Regions from separate parts of the Homo sapiens genome. Here region 1 is linked to region 2. A link is an interaction called in ENCODE POLR2A ChIA-PET data of the cell type or tissue named here. Cell type or tissue: HepG2. All regions are shown on one strand. Links, peaks and the distances in the headings refer to the core of each region. The heading gives the core; the rest is flanking DNA.

Region 1 (7,920 bases), core at 1,459-6,458, 140 kb after region 2:
AAGGCTTGGGAGCCCACCTCTTGCACCAGTGCGCCCTAAATACAGAACATGGAGTCAAAGGAGATTACTTTGGAGCTTTAAGTTTTAATAACTGCCCTGCTGGGTTTAGGACTTCTGTGGTGCCTGTTTCTCCCTTTCTTTTGGCTTATTTCCCTTTAGGAATAGGAATGCTCACCCAATGACTATACCACCATTGTATCTTGGAAATAAATAACTTGTTTAATTTCATAGGATTATAGATGGAAGGAGATGAGTCTCAAGTGAGACTTAGGACTTTGGACTTGATGTTGGAATGAGTTAAGACTTTGGGGGACTGTTGGGAAAAGTTGATTGTATTTTACAATGTGAGAAGGACAGGAGATTTGGAGGGCCAGAGGTGGAATGATATGGTTTGGATATTTGTCCCCTCCAAATCTCATGTTGAAATGTGATTTCCAGTGTTGGAGGTGGGACCCGGGGGGAGGTCTTTGTATCATGGAGGCAGATCCCTCCTGAACAGCTTAGCACCATCCCCTTGGTGATGAGAGTTCTCACTCAGTTAGTTCAGGCAAGAGCTGGTTGTTTGAAAGCCTGTGGCACCTCCCCACTCTGTCTTTTGCTCCAACTCTCACCATGTGACAAGCTTTCTCCCCCTTTGCCTTCCACCATGTTTATAAGCTTTCTGAGGCCCTCGCCAGGAGCAGATGCTGGAGTCATGCTTGAACATGTGTTGCTATAAATAAATATCTGGGATTGGATAATTTATAAAGTTCTGCAGGCTCTAGCAGAACTGTAAGCCAATTAATCCTCTTTTCTTTATAAACTACCCAGCCTCAGATATTTATTTATAGCAACACAAGGACAAGCTAACAGAAAATCAAAGCAATCTAACAGAAAAGGGAAAGCCTTTTAACAAATAGTGCTAGAATAGATGAATATCCATAAAAAAATGATCCTCAACTCCTACCTCACACCATATACAAAAATTAATTCATGACACCTAAATGTAAAACCTAAAACTAAAGCCTTTGGTGGGGGAGAAAGGAGGCTTGGGAGTAGACAAATTTTCTTAAATATGACATGGAAAGCAATAATAATTTTTAAAGTAATAAGTTAGACTTCATCAAAATTAAAACTTCTATTCATCAAAAAATATCATTAAGAAAATAATAGGAGGCCAGGTACAATGGTTCATGCCTGTAATCCCAGCATTTTGGGAGGCCAGGATGGGAGGATCACTTGAGTCCAGGACTTCAAGATCAGCCTGGGCAACAAAGCAAGACCCTGTCTCTACAAACATTTTTAAAAATTAACCAGGCATTGTGGCATGTGCCTGTAGTTCCAGCTACTTAGGAGACTAAGGCAGAAGGATCACTTGAGCCTGGGAGGTTGAGGCTGCAGTGAGCTATGATTGTGCCATTTCACTCCAGCCTGGATGACAGAGTGAGACCCTGTCTCCGAAAAACAAAAACAAAATGAAAACAACAACAAAAAGAAAATAATAGGCAAAACCACAAACTGGAAGAATATATCCACAAAACATATATTTGACAAGGGACTTGTATTCAAAATATACAAAGAATTACTAAAATTAATATTAATAAATAGGCAAAATATTTGAACAGACACTTCACAAAGCAAGATATATGAAAGGCCAATATGAACAAGAAAAAGTGCTCAACCTCATTACTCACCAGTAAAATGCAAATTTAAACCACTACACACCTACTAGAACGGCTATAATTTTTAAAAACTGGCATCACATCACCCTGGCCAGGTGCGGTGGCTCACGCCTGTAATCCCAGCACTTTGGGAGGCCAATGCAGGGGGGATCACCTGAGGTCGGGAGTTCAAGACCAGCCTGACCAACATGGAGAAAGCCCATCTCTACTAAAAATATAAAATCAGCTGGGTGTGGTGGCACATGCCTGTAATCCCAGCTACTCAGGAGGCTGAGACAGGAGAATTGCTTGAACCCAGGATGCGGAGGTTGCAGTGAGCCGAGATCACACCATTGCACTCTGGGCAACAAGAGCAAAACTCTGTCTCAAAAAAAAAAAAACAACTGGTATCACCAAATGTTGGAAAGGATGTGGATCAAAGAGAACTCTCATATGTTGCTGGTAAGAATGTAAAATGAAACAACCACTTTGGAAAAATATTTGGTAAAATCAAACATAAACATGTAGCATTATATTTCACTCCGGGGTATTTACTCAAGTAATTTCACTCCTAGGTATTCAGCCAAGAGAAATAAAAACAAATATCCACAAAAAGAATTGTACAGAATGTTTGTAGCAGCTTTATTCACAATAGCATAAAACAGCCAACAACCCAAACATTCTTCAGCAGTCGAATGGATAAACAAATTGTGGCATAGTCTTACAATTGAATAGTACTAAGAAATATAAAGAAACAAGTTACTGATATATGTACCAACATGGAAAAACCTCACAGACATTGCTAAGCAAAAGAGACTATGTACAAGAGTACATAATGTGTGATTCCATTTATATGAATTTCTAGAAAAGGAAAACCAATCTAAAGTGAAAATAATCAGAACAGTGGTTCTCTCTGGGGGTCAGGGGAAAGGAGTGATGGGGAAAGGACACAATAGAGCTTTCTGTATCTTGAAGGTATGGGTTATAGACGTATATCTATTTGTCAGAATTATACAGTTAACTTTTTTGTATTTAAGTATATGTAAATTTTACCTTAAAAATAACTGCAGGGCCAGATGCAGTGGCTCACACCTGTAATCCCAGCACTTTGGGAGACTGAGGCAGGTGGATTGCTTGAGCCCAGGAGTTCGAGACCTGCCTGGGCAACATGGTGAAACCCCACTTCTACAAAAAAAAAAAAATACCACAATAAAATGCAAAGTGTTCTTAAATGCTGTTTTGAGAGGGGAAATCTGGGTGCTATGGTGGGGAGGAGGCATGAGCTGAACAATGCAATTATGTTGTTAAAAACATGAAACTCCTGTAAATAGGCCAGGAGAAATGCCACTTTTTCAGATCTCTTCAAGTTTCATGACTCACTAAAACTCTTCACTATTTTAGTCAGGTTTTAGTTCAAACAGAGTGCAGATTTTTGCTGTGTGGTTTCCTTATAGGGCCTAAATATTTAAGAATTTTAAACATAAATATTAATAGAAATATTGATTCACTGAGACATGATAAAGCTTTGGTGCTGGAATCAAACCAGATTGGGTGAAGCTCAAAACTGTAACCTCCAAGTGCCCAGTGTGATAGCCATGAAATGCACGGGACACAGCCCTTACAGGGAATAGAATGGTTCTGTTTCTCAGCACACCTGTATTAATCCGTTTTCATACTGCTGATAAAGACATATCCGAGACTGGGCAATTTAAGAAAGAAAGAGGTTTAATGGACTTACAGTTCCATGTGACTAGGCCTTATAATCATGGCAGAAGGTGAAAGGCACTTCTTACATGGCGGCAGCAAGAGAAAGAACTTGTGCAGGGAAACTCCCATTTTTAAAACCATCAGATCTCATGAGACTCATTCACTATCATTAGAACAGCACAGGAATAATAATTCAATCACCTGCCACCAGGTTCCTCTCACAACATGTGGGAATTGTGGGAGTTACAACTCAAGATGAGATTTGGGTGAAGACACAACCAAACCATATCATTCTGCCCATGGCCCCTCCCAAATCTCATGTCCTCATGAGATTTCCCAACAATCCGCCAAAGTCTTAACTCATTTCAGCATTAATTCAAAAGTCCACAGTCCAATGTCTCACCTGAGACAAGGCAAGTCCCTTCTGCCTATCAGCCAAAATCAAAAGCAAGTTAGTTACTTCCTAGATACAATAGGGGTTCAGGCATTAGGTAAATACAGCCATTCCAAATGGGAGAAATTGGCCAAAATAAAAGGGCCACAGGCCCCATGCAAGTCCAGAATCCAGCAGGGCAGTCAGTTCTTTTTTTTTTTTTTTTTTTTGAGACAGAGTCTCACTCTGTCACCCAGGCTAGAGTGCAGTAGTGCCATCTCAGCTCACTGTAACCTCTGCCTCCAGGGTTCAAATTATTCTCACGCCTCAGCCTCCCAAGTAGCTGGGATTACAGGTGTCTGCCACCATGCTCAGTTAATTTCTTGTATTTTTAGTAGAGACTTGGTTTCACCGTGTTGGCCAGGCTGTTCTTGAACTCCTAACCTCAGGTGATCCACCTGCCTCAGCCTCCCAAAGTGCTGGGATTACAGGCATGAGCCATTGCACCCAGCCTAGTCAAGTCTTAAAGCTCCAAAATGATCTCCTTGACTTCATGTCTCTCATCCAGGTCATGTTGATGCAAGAGGTGGGTTCCCATGGTCTTGGGCAGCTTCACCCCTGTGGCTTTGCAGGGTATAGCCTCCCTCCCAGCTGCTTTCATGGGCTGGCATTGAGTATCTGTGGCTTTTCCAGGTGCATGGCACAAGTGTCAGCGGATCTATCTTTCTGGGGTCTGGAAGATGGTGGCCCTCTTCTCACAGCTCCATTAGGCAGTGCCCCAGTAGAGATTCTGTGTGGGGGCTCCAACCCCACATTTCCCTTCTGTACTGCCTTAGTAGAGGTTCTCCATGAGAGCCCCACCCCTGCAGCAAACTTCTGCCTGGACATCCAGGTGTTTCCATACATCCTCTGAAACCTAGGTGGAGGTTCCCAAACCTCAATTCTTGAATTCTGTGCACTTGCAGGCTCAAAAGATTGAGGCTTAGACCCTCTGAAGCCACAGCCTGATCTGTACCTTGGCCCTTTTTAGTCATGGCTGGAGCAGCTGGGACACAGGGCACCAAGTCCCTAGACTGCACACAGCACAGGGACCAAGGGCCCAACCGACAAAACCATTTTTTTTCCTCCTAGGCCTCCTGGCCTGTGATGGGAGGGGCTATTGTAACTATCTCTGACATGCCCTGGAGACATTTTCTACATTGTCTTGGGGATTAACGTTTGGCTCCTCATTACTTATGCAAATTTCTGCAGCTGCTTGAATTTCTCCTCAGAAAATGGGATTTTCTTTTTTATCTTAGTGTCAGGCTGCAAATTTCCCAAACTTTTATGCTCTGCTTCCCTTCTAAAACTCAATGCCTTTCACAGCACCCAAGTCATCTCTTGAATGCTTTGCTACTTAGAAATTTCTTCCTCCAGATACCCTAAATCATCGCTCTCAAGTTCAAAGTTCCATAAATCTCTAGGGCAGGGGCAAAATGCTGCCAATCTCTTTGCTAAAACATAAAAGTCATCTCTGCTCCAGTTTCCAGTGAGTTCCTCATCTCCATCCGAGACCACCTCAGCCTGAACCTTACTGCTCATATCACTATCAGCATTTTTGTCAAAGCCATTCAACAAGTCTGTAGGAAGTTCCAAACCTTCCCACATTTTACTGTCACCTTTTGAGCCCTCCAAACTGTTCCACCCTCTGCCTGTTACCTAGTTCCAAAGTTGCTTCCACATCTTTGGGTATCTTGTCAGCAATGCCCCACTCTACTGGTACCAAAGTAGTGTATTAGTCCATTTTCATGCTGCTGACAAAGACATACCTGAGACTGGGCAATTTACAAAAGAAAGAAGTTTAATGGACTTATAGTTCCACATGGCTAGGGAGGCCTCACAATCATGGCAGAAGACAAAAGGCACTTCTTACATGGCAGTGGCAAGAGAGAAAACTTTTGCAGGGAAACCCCCATTTTTAAAACCATCAGATCTCATGAGACTCATTCACTATCATGAGAACAGCACAGGAAAGACCCGCCCCCATAATTCAATCACCTCCCACCAGGTTCCTCCCATGACATGTGGGAATTGTGGGAGTTACAATTCAAGATGAGATTTGGGTAGGGACACAGCCAAACCATATCAACAACAAAAGGCCCTTGGCTAATGTCCACATACAAGGTGAGGAGTTAAAATTGTAAGGTTTTATATTTTCTGCATTCCTAAGGTTACTTCTGTTAGTTGAATTTATTTATTCTGTAGTGTTTGGACAGTGTTAACAAAATCTCTGGGCACAAAATTCATATGGAACCAAAAAAGAGCCCAAATAGCCAAACCAATCCTGAGCAAAAAGAACAAAACTGGAGGCACCATGCTATCTGACTTCAAAATATATTACAAGGTTATAGTAACCAAAACAGCATGGCATTGGTATAAAAACAGACATATACTCATGCCTATAATCCCAGCACTCTGGGAGGCTGAGGTGGGTAGATCGCTTGAGCTCAGGAGTTCAAGACCAGCCTGGGCAATGTGGCAAAATCCTGTCTCTACAAATAATACAAAAATTAGCCAGACTTAGTGTTTAGTACCTGTAGTCCCAGCTGTTTGGGAGGCTGAGGTGGGAGGATGACTTGAGCTTGGGAGGCAGAGGTTGCAGTGATCCAAGATCATGCCACTGCTCTCCAGCCTGTGCAATAGCGCAAGACCTTGTTAAAAACAAAACAAAACAAAACAAAACAAAACAAAAAAGCAGACATATAGACAAATGAAACAGAATAGAGAACCCAGAAATAAATGCATATGTTTGCAGCCAATTGATTTTTGAAAAGGTGCCAAGAATATACATTGGGGAAAAGGACACCCTTTTCAATAAATGGTGCTGGGAAAAATGAAACTGGACCCCTCTGTCTTACCATATACAAAAATCAACTCAAAATGGATTAAAGGCTTAAACAGAGACCTGAAACTAGAAAACTACTAGAATAAAATATAGGAGAAACACTTCAGAATGTTGGTTTAGACAAAGATTTTATAGCTAAGACCTCAGAAGTACAGATAATAAGAACAGAAATAGACAAATAGGACTATATTGAACTAAAAAGCTTCTGTACAGCAAAGGAAACAATCAACAGAGTGAAGAGACAACTTGTTGAATGGGAGAAATATATCTGCAAACTATTCGTTTGCTAAGGGACTAATATCTAGAATATACAAGGAATTGAAACAACTCAACAGCAAAAAACAAATAATCCCATTAAAAAGTGAGCAAAGGATCTAAACAGACATTTCTTAAAAGAAAACATAAAATGACCAACAGGCATATGAAAAAATGCTCAACATTGCTAATCATCAGGGAAATGCAAATCAAAACCACAGTGAGATATCATCTTACCCCACTTAGAATGGTTATTATTAAAAAGAAAAAATAACAGATGCTGTCAAGGATACAGAGAAAAGGGAACTCTTATACACTGTTGATGGAAATGTAAAACAGTACAGCCATTATGGAAAACAGTATGAAGATTTCTCAAAAAACTAAAAACAGGACTGGGAATGGTGGCTCACATCTGTAATCCCAGTGACTCAGGAGGCTGCGGCAGGAGGATGGCTTGAGCCCAGAGTTTGACATTACAATGAGCCATGATTGTGCCACTGCATTCCAGCCTGGATAACAGAGCGAGATTCTATCTCTTAAAAAACAACAACAACAACAACAACAAAAACCAAAACCCTAAAAATAGAACTACCATATGATTCAGAAATCACACTAATGAGTATTTATCCAAAGGAAAAGAAATCAGTATATCAAAGGGATACCTGAGCTCCCATGTTCACTGCAGCACTATCCACGATAGCAAAAATATGGGATCAACCTAAGTGTCCATCAATGGATGAATGGATAAAGAAAATGTAGTATTATCCACAATGGAATACTATTTAGCCTTAAAAAGAATAAAATCATGTTATTTTTAGCAACATGGATGGAACTTGGAGTCATTATGTTAAATGAAATAAGCCAGACACAGAAAGATAAATATTGCATGTTTTCACTCATATGTGGAATCTAAAAAAGTTGATCTCATGGAGGTAAAGTAGAATGAGAGTTACCAGAGACTGGGAAGAGTGTGTGAAGCAAGGGAGATGAAAAGAGGTGGGTTAATAGGTATAAACATATAGTTAGGCAGAAAGAAAAAGTTATAATGTTCAATAGCAGAG
Region 2 (7,920 bases), core at 944-5,943:
GCCAGGCTTGGCGGCTCATGCCTGTAATCCCAGCACTTTAGGAGGCTGAGGCAGGTGGATCACTTGAGCTCAGGAGTTCAAGACCAGCCTGGCAACATGGCGAAACCCTGCCTCCATGAAAAGTACAAAAAATTAGCCAGGCGTGGTGGTGCACGCCTATAGTCCCATAGCCACAGTCCCAGATACTTGGGGGGTTGAGGTGGGAAGATCACTGGAGCCTGGGAGATCGAGGTTACAGTGAGCCAAGATCATATCACTGTACTCCAGAACAAGGCAAGCAAAAAAAAAAAAAACAAAAGACAGAGACAGCAGTATGTTGAGTCCCCATGTATGCATCACTTAACTTCAACAATTATCAACACAAAGACAAATTTCTTTAACCTACCGTTTACCAACTCCTTTCCTACCTCCTCCATAGATTACTTTGAAAGCAAATCCCACAAATATCATTTCATTGGTAAACACCTCTGTATGAATCTCTAAAAGGTAAGAACTAAAATTTGTAATTCCTTAATATCAAATATTCAGTGTTCAGATTTCCATAATTAACTTTTTTTTTTTTTTGAGACAGGGTCTCTCTCTGTTGCCCAAGCTGGAGTGCAGTGGTGTGATCATGGCTTACTGCAGCCTCAACCTCCTGGGCTCAAGTGAACCTCCCACCTCAGCCTCCTGAAAAGTTGGAACTACAGGCATGTGCTACCATCTCTAATTTTTTTTTATTTTTTGTAGAGATGGGGTCTCAATGTGTTGTCCAGGCTGGTCTTGAACTCCTGGCCTCAACTGATCCTCCTGCCTCAGCCTCCCAAAGTCCTGGGATTATAGGCATGAACCACTGTGCCTGGCTCTTTATTTTTATTTTTCTTTAACAGGATGTTTGTTCAAATCAAGATGCAAACAAGGTGCAGACATTTAATTTTGTTGTTATGTCTCTTAAACTACAAGTTCCCTTCTTCCCCAACATCCTAATATTGAAAAATAATGTGAGTTCTAGAGACTTGATGAGATTTGGGTTTTTTGCTGAAATTACTTCACAGGCTGTGTTGCATACTTTCTATTGCATCACATCAGGAGACATATAACGCCTGATTGTCTTTCTTTTCATGCTGTTGAGGAATGACCAGTGGGTTTTGGTGTTTTTGACCTGATCTCTCCCTTACAAAGTTCCTTGTCAGCTTTTCACCTAATGGTTTTAACAGTCATTGATGATTGTTGCCTTGACTTATTATTTCATCAGGCGTGAATTTATTTTTTATTTAAAGTTTTGACTGTCTTTCTTTGATTCTTAACACATTTATCTGTAAAATAAAGAAAAAAAACACATAAAGTGGTTAGGTCAGTGCCTGGAACCTGGTAGGCTCTTAACAAAAACAGTAACAGAAACAACCACCACAAAAATTGCTTAGAAACTCATGGGAAAAACAACTACTTTATAAAAGACGTTTTCCCAAATATCATCTTTGTGATACTCCTTCATTCACATTTTCCTAAAATACAAAAACAAAATACATACATTGTGAAGTTATTCTACTTATCAAATATTCAAGTGCCCAAGAACTATATAGGCTTTTAAAACAGTCTATTTTATTAGTTATAGGTCTTCAAGTGATTAGGATATAGATAAATTGTGGGGAGCAATAGGCAGGTATAAAGAGAAGCAATATATAATGTTAGACTTGGTAGTGTACCACAGTTAAAACACACACACGCACGCACACATACACACACACACCCCTACCTGCTTTACTAGTGACTCCAGTGGGCCATAAAGGTAAAACATCGCTATTTTGTTCCTTCCTACAGTCCATTTTTTGATGCAAAGCAGTCAGAGATGGTGGACCTGGTAGATAACTGTTTGTGTGTGTGTGTGTGTGTGTGTGTGTGCGTGTGTGTGCATGTGTGTATGTTTTTAAAGAAAATGGACAATCAGGCAGCTGCTTGCCTTGTGGCCCTATCAACACACACACACACACACGCACACACACACACACACACACAGCCCTCAAGTGCTTTAACACTGAGCAGGCCCTGCATAAAGCACCAAACATTTTCAAGGAGTTCCTGTTTAGTTTTACAACCAGTGCATTTACCCACCCCTTGCCCCTCGGATCACAAAGCAAAGCCTTGCCCTGAGAAGAAGAGATGCTTCATGCCGTTCTATGGCTTAGACAGCTTCCCTACCTGACCTGTAGATTGTTTAGAACTGTAAGAATAAAATTGTACCGCAGCTGCTTCTCCATTACATATCACACTGGCTGTGACATCTCTGCTTCCAGAAAAATCACTGGCCTTCTATAAACACCTGCTATTATAAGAACCCCCACCATCATGTCATCCTATAAATGAGCCATGCTTTCTTTGCCTTCAACGTGCTCCAAGTGCGACTTAGGAAAGATTTAAAAATGTATCAAAATGGCCTCACAGGCTCCTAACAACCAAGTACTTTGCAGGTGGTCCTTGCAAGAGCTAGACATGCTTAAATGTGCAGCAAGAGCTCTGGGAACCACAAGATCAGTAAGAAACTTAAAAATCCATGGTTTAAAAGAGTTCTGATTCTCCTGCCTTCTAAACTGAGGACACGGGAATTGACTGAAATTGTTCACTTAACAGTTTTCTTTCCCAGCATTAAGGCTGGGGAATCCCGAGCATGGGCTAGACTCCACCTTGGATTAAACAGAAAAGGACTAAAGACCATTTTTCTGTTTGGACATGTGTGACAGACAGATATATACAAATTTCCCCTCTCCAAATAAGGAAATTCTATGTTCTTCATGGCTTAGCTCAAATATCACCTCTATATAAAACTACTTGGTGCCCCAACTGTTGAAATGAATCATAGTAAGTGAAAAAGCCTTAACATTTATGGGTATGGAGCTTATATTCTAGTTTATATGAGTGAGATTTTACTCAAAATGAAGTAGTAAAGGACCTGAGACATAATCATTTCACAGATGAGGAACAAGGTTCAAAGAAGTTACGTGATTTGCCCTAATCTTATTGCATGATTATAGTCGTGGTAACAGAAATTATTATAAAATGATCATAATTTCACATTCTGAAACAATGTTGGGCTTTAAAAACTAGGAAAAATAAATTTATAGCATTTCTTTCAACTCAATGTGCTTCTTTTTTTTTGTTTTTGAGACAAGGTCTCACTCTGTCACCCAGGCTGGAGTGCAGTGGTGCGATCTCAGCTCACTGCAACCTCTGCCTCCCAGGTTCAAGCAATTCTCCTGCCTCAGTCTCCTGAGTAGCTGGGATTATAGGTCCCCACCACCACACCCGGCTATTGAGTTCTAATTGTGTTAAGTACTATAAAGAAGTAGTATAAAATGATAGGGTAGTATATAATAGCGGGGGACCTGAACTGATTCAGGGACAGAAGTGGTAAGGGATGAGTTTTTGAGGAAATAATATTTTGTCCAGAATTCTGTAGAATAAGTAGGAATTAATTAGGTGAAAGGATGGAGAATGGCAGAGTAGTGGTAAAGAAGACTCCAGGCAAGAGAGAGACAGACAGACAGACAAAAAGAGACAGAGACACATATGCAGAAGTGCTGAGTCATAGAGGATCATGGAATGTTCAAAGAAGAGAAAGAAGACCAGTGACTGGAAAGCCAACAGGAAGCGGGAAAGTGACAAGTGATGGAGCTGTAGAGTCAGGCAGGAGCCACTGCTCTGGGGTTTATCCTTGGCTTCTCCTTCTGATTCATATACAAAAGGTCACTAAATCCTGTGGATTCTGCCTCCTAAATATTTTTCCATTCTAGTTCCTCCACTTTAACTCCCCTAACACCACCTCAATTTGAGATCATAATAATCTCTTGCCTGGGTTAACTAATCTTCCTGCCTTTAAGTCTTATTCCCTCTACTCATCTTCCATAAACATGAGCAGAAGGTCTTTCCAATGGGGAAATAATATCATGTCATTCCTATAAAACTGTGAACTCAGCTCCGCACCAAGCAGACCTAATAGACATCTACAGAACTCTCCACCCCAAATCAACAGAATATACATTCTTCTCAGCACCACATCGCACTTATTCCAAAATTGACCACATAGCTGGAAGTAAAGCACTCCTCAGCAAATGTAAAAGAACAGAAATCACAACAAACTGCCTCTCAGACCACAGTGCAATCAAATTAGAACTCAGGATTAAGAAACTCACTCAAAACCGCACAACTACATGGAAACTGAACAACCTGCTCCTGAATGACTACTGGGTACATAACTAAATGAAGGCAGAAATAAAGATGTTCTTTGAAACCAATGAGAAAAAAGACACACCATACGAGAATCTCTGGGACACATTTAAAGCAGTGTGTAGAAGGAAATTTATAGCACTAAATGCCCACAAGAGAAAGCGGTGAAGATCTAAAATAGACACCTTAACATCACAATTAAAAGAACTAGAGAAGCAAGAGCAAACACATTCAAAAGCTAGCAGAAGGCAAGAAATAACTAAGATCAGAGCAGAACTGAAGGAGACAGTGACACAAAAAACCCTTCAAAAAACCAATGAATCCAGCAGCTGGTTTTTTGAAAAGATCAACAAAATTGATAGACCGCTAGCAAGACTAGTAAAGAAGAAAAGAGAGAAGAATCAAATAGACACAATAAAGAATGATAAAAGGGATATTACCACCAATCCCACAGAAATACAAACTACCATCAGAGAATACTATAAACACCTCTACAAAAATAAACTAGAAAATCTAGAAGAAATGGATAAATTCCTGGACACATACACCTTCCCAAGACTAAACCAGGAAGAAATTGAATCTCTGAATAGACCAATAACAGGCTCTGAAATTGAGGCAATAATTAATATCCTACCAACCAAAAAAAGTCCAGGACCAGATGGATTCACAGCCGAACTCTACCAGAGGTACAAAGAGGAGCTGGTACCATTCCTTCTGAAACTATTCCAATCAAGAGAAAAACAGGGAATCCTCCCTAACTCATTTTATGAGGCCAGCATCATCCTGATACCAAAGCCTGGCAGAGACACACAAAAAAAGAGAATTTTAGACCAATATCCCTGATGATCATCAATGTGAAAATCCTCAATAAAATACTGGCAAACCGAATCCAGCAGCACATCAAAAAGCTTATCTACCATGATCAAGTCGGCTTCATCCCTGGGATGCAAGGCTGGTTCAACACACGCAAATCAATAAACATAATCCGTCACACAAACAGAACCAACAACAAAACCCACATGTTTATCTCAATAGATGCAGAAAAGGCCTTCAACAAAATTCAACAGCCTTCATGCTAAAAACTCTCAATAAATTAGGTATTGATGTAACGTATCTCAAAATAATAAGAGCAATTTATGACAAACCCACAGCCAATATCATACTGAATGGGCAAAAACTGGAAGCATTCCCTTTGAAAACTGGCACAAGACAGGGATGCCCTCTCTCACAACTCCTATTCAACATAGTATTGGAAGTTCTGGCCAGGGCAATCAGGCAAGAGAAAGAAATAAAGGGTATCCAATTAGGAAAAGAGGAAATCAAATTGTCCCTGTTTGCAGATGACATGGGTGTATATTTAGAAAACTCCATTGTCTCAGCCCAAAATCTTCTTAAGCTGATAAGCAATGTCAGCAAAGTCTCAGGATACAAAATCAATGTGCAAAAATCACAAGCATTCCTATACACCAATAACAGACAAACAGAGAGCCAAATCATGAGTGAACTCCCATTCACAATTGCTTCAAAGAGAATAAAATACCTAGGAATCCAACTTACAAGGGATGTGAAGGACCTCTTCAAGGAGAACTACAAACCACTGCTCAAACAAAATAAAAGAGGACACAAACAAATGGAAGAACATTCCATGCTCGTGGATAGGAAGAATCAGTATCATGAAAACGGCCATACTGCCCAAAGTAATTTATAGATTGAATGCCATCCCCATCAAACTACCAATGACTTTCTTCACAGAATTGGAAAAAACTACTTTAAAGTTCATATGGAACCAAAAAAGAGCCTGCATTGCCAAGACAATCCTAAGCCAAAAGAACAAAGCTGGAGGCATCATGCTACCTGACTTCAAACTATACTACAAGGCTACAGTAACCAAAACAATATGGTACTGGTACCAAAACAGATATACAGACCAATGGAACAGAACAGAGGCCTCAGAAATAACACCACACATCTACAACCATCTGATCTTTGACAAACCTGACAAAAACAAGAAATGGGGAAAGGATTCCCTATTTAATAAATGGTGCTGGGAAAACTGGCTAGCCATATGTAGAAAGCTGAAACTGGATCCTTTCCTTATACCTTATACAAAAATTAATTCAAGATGGATTAAAGACTTAAATGTTAGACCTAAAACCATAAAAACCACAGAAGAAAACCTAGGCAATACCATTCAGGACATAGGCATGGACTTCATGACTAAACCACCAAAAGCAATGGCAACAAAAGCCAAAATTGACAAATGGGATCTAATTAAACTAAAGAGCTTCTGCACAGCAAAAGAAACTACCATCAGAGTGAACAGGCAACCTACAGAATGGGAGAAAATTTTTGCAATCTACTCATCTGACAAAGGGCTAATATCTGGAATCTACAAAGAACTTAAACAAATTTACAAGAAAAAAAACGACCCCATCAAAAAGTGGGCAAAGGATATGCACAGACACTTCTCAAAAGGAGACATTTAGGCAGCCAACAGACACATGAAAAAATGCTCATCATCACTGGTCATCAGAGAAATGCAAATCAAAACCACAATGAGATACCATCTCACACCAGTTAGAATGGTGATCATTAAAAAGTCAGGAAACAACAGATGCTGGAGAGGATGTGGAGAAATAGGAATGCTTTACACTGTTGGTGGGAGTGTAAACTAGTTCAACCATTGTGGAAGACAGTGTGGCGATTCCTCAAGGATGTAGAACTAGAAATACCATTTGACCCAGAGATTCCACTACTGAGTATATACCCAAAGGATTATAAATCATGCTACTATAAAGACACATGCACATGTATGTTTACTGCAACACTATTCACAATAGCAAAGACTTGGAACCAACCCAAATATCCATCAGTGATAGACTGGATTAAGAAAATGTGACACATATACACCACGGAATATTATGCAGCCATAAAAAGGACGAGTTCATGTCCTTTGCAGGGACATGGATACAGCTAGAAACCATCATTCTGAGCAAACTGTCACAAGGACAGAAAACCAAACACCGCATGTTCTCACTCATAGGTGGGAGTTGAACAATGAGAACACCTGTACACAGGGCGGGGAACATCATATCCCAGGGCCTGTCGTGGGGTGGAGGGCAGGGGAAGGGATAGCATTAGCAGAAATACCTAATGTAAATGACGAGTTAATGAGTGCAGCAAACCAACATGGCACATGTATACCTATGTAACAAACCTGCACATTGTGCACATGTACCCTAGAACTTAAAGTATAATAAAAAAAAAAAAACTGTGAACTATGTATTTTATATTTCTGTTACCTAACAGTCTGGCATAGAGTAAACATTTATAAAAGTGTTTGCTGAACTGAATTGCTTAAAATCATTCAATGGTTCTCCACTGATTACAAGATAAAGTTCAAACTTCTTACAATATGATTTCTTTCTATCTCTTCAGACTTGCTTCATACCACTCTCCCACATTCCAAACACACCAAACTATTTGCAGATTCTTGACTATGCTGTTTTCTCCATTTTCTTATCCTTTATGCCTTTGCATGTGAAGTTTCCTATACCAGGCATGACCTTCTCATTTCCTTCTCATGCTAATTCTTGACTCAAATGAGCCCCTACTCTGGGAAGTCTTCCCTCATCTTTTTGGACAGCTAGTTAAGTGCTTCTTCCTAAGCACTCATTTTTCATCAGTCATATCTCCATTATAGTACTTGACATCAATGTA

What was found. Peaks named below come from ENCODE experiments on the same cell type or tissue, not always from the same donor. Only the 100,000 strongest peaks of a DNase experiment are listed, where the experiment ranks them.
Region 1: POLR2A ChIA-PET joins it to region 2 with 7 read pairs; 2 of 35 experiments call an interaction of 5 or more read pairs at or near these places.

The regions. Positions count from the first base shown.
Region 1 is chr1:45,236,823-45,244,742 of GRCh38, forward strand. No RefSeq gene overlaps it. Among named protein-coding and RNA genes, the nearest start is that of ZSWIM5, 34 kb to the left of the region's middle. In HepG2, for the core only: no CTCF peak of the experiment used is centred there; no DNase peak of the experiment used is centred there.
Region 2 is chr1:45,094,582-45,102,501 of GRCh38, forward strand. The region is part of intron 1 of ZSWIM5 (zinc finger SWIM-type containing 5); the gene reads right to left. Among named protein-coding and RNA genes, the nearest start is that of UROD, 86 kb to the left of the region's middle. In HepG2, for the core only: no CTCF peak of the experiment used is centred there; a DNase peak (open chromatin) is centred at 3,600.